Linked DNA regions of Homo sapiens: region 1 is linked to region 2. The links are chromatin contacts, found by POLR2A ChIA-PET in ENCODE. All regions are on one chromosome and are shown on one strand. Each heading gives the region's core, a stretch centred on a gene start or an enhancer-like site at or near the end of the contact. The rest is flanking DNA. Distances are from core to core; before and after follow the strand shown.

What was found. ChIA-PET counts read pairs that join two places held with the same protein, here RNA polymerase II (POLR2A).
Region 1: POLR2A ChIA-PET joins it to region 2 with 19 read pairs in PC-3. The contact joins the promoter of AIRN here to the enhancer-like site in region 2. POLR2A ChIA-PET finds 5 or more read pairs at or near these places in 2 of 52 experiments (PC-3 and WTC11).

What each region holds. Positions count from the first base shown.
Region 1 is chr6:160,006,374-160,009,666 of GRCh38, reverse strand. AIRN (antisense of IGF2R non-protein coding RNA) reads left to right here and starts at 2,003. Exons shown (of 1, transcript NR_047514.1): 1 at 2,003-3,293. IGF2R (insulin like growth factor 2 receptor) reads right to left here. Exons shown (of 48, transcript NM_000876.4): 3 at 533-657.
Region 2 is chr6:159,898,581-159,901,793 of GRCh38, reverse strand. MAS1 (MAS1 proto-oncogene, G protein-coupled receptor) reads right to left here. Exons shown (of 3, transcript NM_002377.4): 2 at 2,402-2,608. Among named protein-coding and RNA genes, the nearest start is that of MAS1, 9.2 kb to the right of the region's middle. Within about 2 kb of position 1,398, at least 2 of the 41 ENCODE cell types and tissues checked have a DNase peak (open chromatin) inside an H3K27ac peak, as active enhancers do; they include PC-3, where a contact is called at or near this core.

The DNA of each region.
Region 1 (3,293 bases), core at 754-3,253, 110 kb before region 2:
CAATATGCCCATAATAAGAACAATCATAATAATTTACACAATTATGTCCCCTTTAAACACCAGGTAATATCCAAAAAACTTGAGAACCCCATACCCACGGGCCAAGGCTTCTCCTAAATAGATGTGGGTATCTCTAATTTAATATAAATGAGGAAAGAAAAATATTTTTTAAAAAACTAAATATGCTGCCCTAAAACCTATCAAAATGAAATGCTAGAAGAAGAGGTTTTAGAGAAAAAAAAAGTATGCCTATAACTTAAACATTAAACAGTGCACTGATTTTTAACACAGTAATCACTTTGAATTGTAGTTTTACAAAAGACATGGTCTATGTTTTACTTAAAAGTTGTAACAAGTTTAGAATTTGTTTACTTATTGGTTCTTGATGATGATGGTCATTTGGTAGGGTTTTTCTTATTTGTGTTTCTAAGTTTGCTCACTGATTCTTCCTGGAATACCTCTACAGCCAGAACACCAAGGGGCAGACCTTTTTTTTTTTAAAGAAATACATCAAGTGCCTGTGTGGACTCACCAGGGTTTTCCCACACAGGAAGGCAATGCTGCTCTGGACTCTGTGATTTGTGCCTTGCTGGTCACAGCTCACTGTTGTGTTGAATTCCAGGAGAGATCTGGTTGCACTTCTCAAAACAGAGTCACCTATTTGGAGAGAAAAGAGAGTGAACAGGCTATAAAACATACATAACCAAACAGCTATTTCCAAGGAAAAGCAAATTAAAAGTAGCATTATAATGTATCTGATAGCTTATAAATTTATAAAACTGTCCTTTCCCAGAATTTTCCATCTCAGAGTGGCATCCCCATTACATTACATTAAGTGCCATCTTTACCTTGTCTGCTGCATTCTATACATCAGAAAGGTCCACAGCTATACGCCCATCTCAAATCTGTCCACATTTCTCCACCTCTACTCCCGCTAAAACCACTACCTGCGCTCCAGCAATGGCCACCTAACTGCTCCCCCTGCCTCCACACTAGTCTCATCCCTCGCCAGCCCCACTTCCTCATCCATCTTGCACCAGTGTGATCTTCAAAAATACAAATCAGGATATATAACTCAGCCACTGAAATGTTTCAATACTTCCCATCACATATGCTACAAAATCAACATTCTCTAGAAAGGCCCACAAGTAGAATGACCACATCTCTGCTTGTCCAGGACATTACTGTAACAGTCCAGAATAAAAAGTCTATGTAAAAATCAACATGATGGGGGTTGGCATAGGAATAAACTGATCAAAAGACTAGAATAGAGACCAATCGACTAGAAGAGAGAGCACAGAGACACAAATGTGAATTAAACTTTGATTATGACAGAAGTAATAGGTCAGGGAAAAGAGGAGGCTGTTCAATAAACAGAACTGGAAATAAAAACGGAACTGGAAACAAAATAGTTTTCCATATGGAAAAAGACAAAATTGGATCCCTACCCAGTACTGGGTACAAAAATCAACTCTAAACACAAGCTTGTCCAACCCGTGGCCCATGGGCCACATACAGCCCAGAATGGCTTTGAATGCAGCCCAACACAAACTTGTAAACTTTCTTAAAACATTATGAGATCTTTTTTGTGATTTTTTTTAGATCATTAAGTATCATGAGTATTAGTGTATTTTAGGTGGCCAAAGATAATTATTCTTCCAATGTGGCCTAGGGAAGCCAAAAGATTGGACACCCCTGTCTAAATGGATTAAAGATGTAAACATCAAAATCCAAACTTCAAAACTTGGCAGAAATCTTAAGATAGAGAAAGATTTCTTAAGACTCAAAAAGATTAATGAGGTTGACCTATTCAATTTAAGAGTTTATACTCATCAAAAAACAGCTTAAAGAAAACGGAAGTAAGTTATAAACTAGGAAAAACACAGAACTGGCAAAGAACCAGCATCAAGAATCTCTACATACACATTCACATGCAAACAAACAAGAAAAGAATGTCTGTATAATTCCAGGAAATAAAGGACGATGAATTACCTCTGACTGAGAAAGCACACACCATGCTGGAAAGGAGAGAGAAGGAAAAACCCACTCCTAGCCACACAATGGTGGATCTTAATATCCAATGAAAAGAAAAAATTCTAATCTAGGTCACACACAATAACCCAATATAAAATGAACAAGACATGATCAAGCAAATCAAAGAAAAATGTACATCAATAAATATGTTAAGACATGTTCAATGTTACTGGTGATCAAGGAATTTCAAATCAAGACCAAAATGGTATACCATTTACAACCATCCCTCTGGCAAAAATTAAATACCAAGTGTCAGCCATGAGGTGGCTCAGAGCTCTCCTGTATTGCTAGTGAAATGTTAACTGGTTCAACAACTATGTAAGTCAGCAGGACATTATGTCCTAAAATTGAACATTCGTGTGCCCTATGACCTAGTTACTCCACTCAGGTCTATATAAAAGAGAAAACCATGCACATATGGAACATGCACAGCAGAAAATGTGAAAGAATATCTCATGCTCTTCAGAAGAGCAAAAACCTGGAAATGACCAAAGGCCCATCAACAGAAGAGTGGATAAATTAACTTCAGCAGATCCACACAAAATATCACAGCAGTCAGAAGGAATAAACCACAGTGAAAAACAACAATACGGTTGATTTTTAGTAATATTACTGTTATCACTTAAGTCCCAAAAAGTTACACATAGGAAGATAACTTAGTTGCAAACACACAGATTTTTTTTTTTTGGAAATTAGATACAGTAAAAAAAAAAAAAAATTAATACAAGATGGGAGCTAATGATTACTCCTAGCGAAAAGTGAAAGAGGAAAGAGTAAAACAGATAGTGGTTACTGCCAAGATCCTAGATTTTTGTTGGAAACAGTGCTCGCTACATTATACAAAACAACTAATTTTTTAAAAGGAAAAAGGTTAGTCTATGGATTAACACATGGCTCACTGTACGTGCCATGAGCTCGGGATGATAGCTGATCCAATCCCATATACACCTGAAGTCTTGGGGCAGGGGCGGACCACGAGTCAGCGCGCCCCCACAGCACCAGGCTGATGGCCCCGTGGTTCTTCTGCCTGCAAGCAAAAGTCAGCCACGATCATCCTTCTCCATCTGCAACACCCAGGGTCTTTTCTAAAACTTTTGCCCAGTCGGCTCAGCCAAAAGGACACAGAAGCCCTGCAGAGGCTCTGAAACCAAGGTCAGTGCCTCGTGGACAGCTCCCGCGCCTGGACAGCTCCCGCGCCTGGACAGCTCCGCGCCTGGACAGCTCCCACTGTCCCGCCCGCAGTGGGCGTGTCTGGGAGG
Region 2 (3,213 bases), core at 149-2,648:
GCAGGTTGAACTCCTGGGCTCAGGTGACACTCCTGCCTCAGTCTCCCAAATCACTGGGACTACAGGTGCATGCTACCACACCTGGCTTGTGTTTTATTTTTATTTTTGTAGAGATGGGATCTTGCTATGTTCATACCCAAGACATTTCTCCTTGTAACAGAGCAGAGTTAAAATTTTTTAATTAAAAAAAAAGTTTAGAGATAGTCTCACTCTGTTGACCAGGCTAGAGTACAATGGTGCAATCATAGCTCACTGCAGCTTCAAATGCCTAGGCCCAAGCAATCCTCCCCTCTCAGCCTCCTGAACAGCTAGGACAACAGGCATGCACCATCACACCTGGCTAATTTTGTTTTTAATTTTTTGTAGTGTTGCCAGGCTGGTCTCAAACTCCTGACCTCAAGCAATCCCCCTGCTTCGGCCTCCCAAAGTGCTGGGATTACAGGTGAGAGCCACTGTGCCTGGCCTCAGAGTTAAAATTCTATCTTATTGACTGTTGTGGACGGAATTGTGTTCCTTTCCAAAATTCATATGTTGAAGTCCTAATCCTCAATGTGACTCTATTCGGTGATAGGGCCTTGTAGGGAGGTAATTATGGCTAAATAAGGTCCTAAGAGTGGGGCCCTAATCCAATAGAAGTGGTGTCCTTGTAAGAAGGGGAAGAGACATAAGAGATCTCTCTCTGTGAGGGCACAGAGGAAAAGCCATGTACGGACAGAGGGAGAAGGCAGCCTTCTGCAAACCAGGAGGAAAGCCCTCACCAGACCAGCCCTGACGGTGCCTCGATCTTGGACTTCTGGCCTCCAGAACTGTCAGAAAATAAATTTCTGTTGTGTAAGTCACCCAGTCCATAGTATTTTGTTATGGCAGTCAGAGCAGCCTAATACACCCACTAAACAGCAAACTCCTTGAAACCAGGACCTTATCCTTTTTGCATCTGAATCTCCAACACTTGCACACAGTAGGCATTTAATAAATACTTATCAAACTGTTTCAAGAAATAAAGCCCATTATAACAGTTCTAAGAATACACTCTGCTTCCCCACGAGAGAAAACCACCACTTTCAGTGCAGGGCATCACACTGAATAAACATGGGTTTCTAATGGTTAGAGCACAACTCATGAAGCACATACAGTACTCAGGCAGACTTTGATCATGATGCGGATTTTAGTCATGATTGGAATGCACATAAAAAATTCCATTAAAACTAGTTCTCATTCAAAAACGAATCATAATCCTCCAAATTGTTTTTATAGCGGGGTTCTATTTAAACAAACACATTGCTAAAAATCACATTCCCAGTCTTACCCAACCAACTGAGTTTCGGTCTCTGAAGTGAAATAGCAGATGGCGAGAAATGCCTTGACAACAGCCGGCCCTACGTGCTCGTCACCCTAGCCCTTTCCTCCCCCAGCTCCTTGGTCATTTTGTGGATTCTTCAACTCTGTCGGTGGATGACTGACGGGGATATTTGAGGTTGGGAAGTGTGAGGAGAGTAGAAGGGTAATTGCTGCTAGCTGACAAAACAGTCTAGCTCAGAATAATTTAGTGTTGGCTCAGTGAGCCTTCCCCAACAGCAGAGAGAAGACCACACAGTTGAGATCTCAGAAAGCCATGCAGACGAGGTAGGCACTTGCACTGCAGGGTGAATCAGTAGGGTAACTTCTCTCTGGGTCAACTCAATTCTAGGACCAGAGGCTCTCTGCCCAGACATGCCAAACATTTTTCATTTTTATTATTATTATTTTTTGACATGGAGTCTCATTCTATCGCCCAGGCTGGACTGCAGTGTCGCGATCTCGTCTCACTGCAACCTCTCCCACCCGAGTTCAAGCGATTCTCCTGCCTCAGCCTCCCGAGTAGATGAGAATACAGGCACCTGCCACCAGACCCAGCTAATTTTTGTATTTTTAGTAGAGACGGGGTTTCACCATCTTGGCCAGACTGGTCATGAACTCCTGACCTCGTGATCCACCCGCCTAGGCCTCCCAAAGTGCTGGGATTACAGGCATGAGCTACCGCGCCCGGCCTCATTATCTTTTGTTTTGTTTTGTTTTGAAACAGTGTCTTGCTCTGTTGCCCAAACTGGAGTGCAGTGGTGCAGTCATAGCTCACTGCAGCCTTGACTTCCTGGGCTCAAGTGATCCTCCCACCTCAGCCTCCTGAGTAGCTGGGACTACAGGCACTCACGACCATGACAGCTAATTTTTGTTGTCGTTGTTGTTTATTTCTTACAGAGATGGGGTCTCACCATGTTGCCTAGGCTGGTCTCAAACTCCTGGGCTCAAGCCATCCTCCTGCCTCAGCCTCCCAAAGTTCTGGGATTACAGGCATCAGCCACCACACCCGGCCACCAATCATTTTTCTTACACAGCACTTGCATTTGCAGGGATGCATGTTTACCTGGCAGTGACAGCCTGGGGTGGAGGGATAGCTCATCCTGACAGCCCTCAGTGGCCCCTGGAGTGGTCAGTTACACTGCAATGGAAACCTCAGTTGGGAACAGATTGCAAAGACAGCCAAGGAGGTGACAGCACCACGACTGGTCAGCATTACTGGCAGCATCACAGAGCATCTTCCCTCCTCTCTTTCTTCTCACGAAAGAGATGTCTAGGGAGAAAGAAATAAGTTAGACTGTGAGAATATCGCAGTGTGGGGCTCTTGGGGCCAAAGCACCTTTCCTTCCATCCTAGCTTTGGAGCCTTGAAATCAGCTTGGGAGGCTGATAAGGATGACATCATTGCCCCCTTTTTAGAGGGAAAAACCTAAGGATTAAAAAACATGCCAGGCTCAGAGCCACCGTTTTGCACAGCCCAAGGGCCTACCAACTGCCTTTGCTCCAGTGTGTCTGGTGCTCCCTGGGTCCTGCAGGGCTGTAGTGCCCAGAAACTTATGTGGATCTTAATCACAGTGCTGGCCAGGCAGAAATCCAGGTCACTTGACTTCTGACCATGAGCTGAGACAGTAAGAAGAAAGAAGAAGAAGGGAGAAGGGAGGAGAAGGAGAAGAAGGGAGAAGGGGAAGGAGAAGCAGGGAGAAGGAGAAGGAACGAGGAGGAGGAGGAAGAGGGAGGAGGAGGAAGAGGGAGGAGGATGAAGGAGGAGGAAGAGGGAGGAGGAGGAAGAGGAAGGAGGAGGGAGGAGGAGGAAGAGGGAGGAGGAAGAAGAGGGAGGAGGAGGAAGGAGGAGGAAGAGGAAGGAGGAACAGGGAAAAGG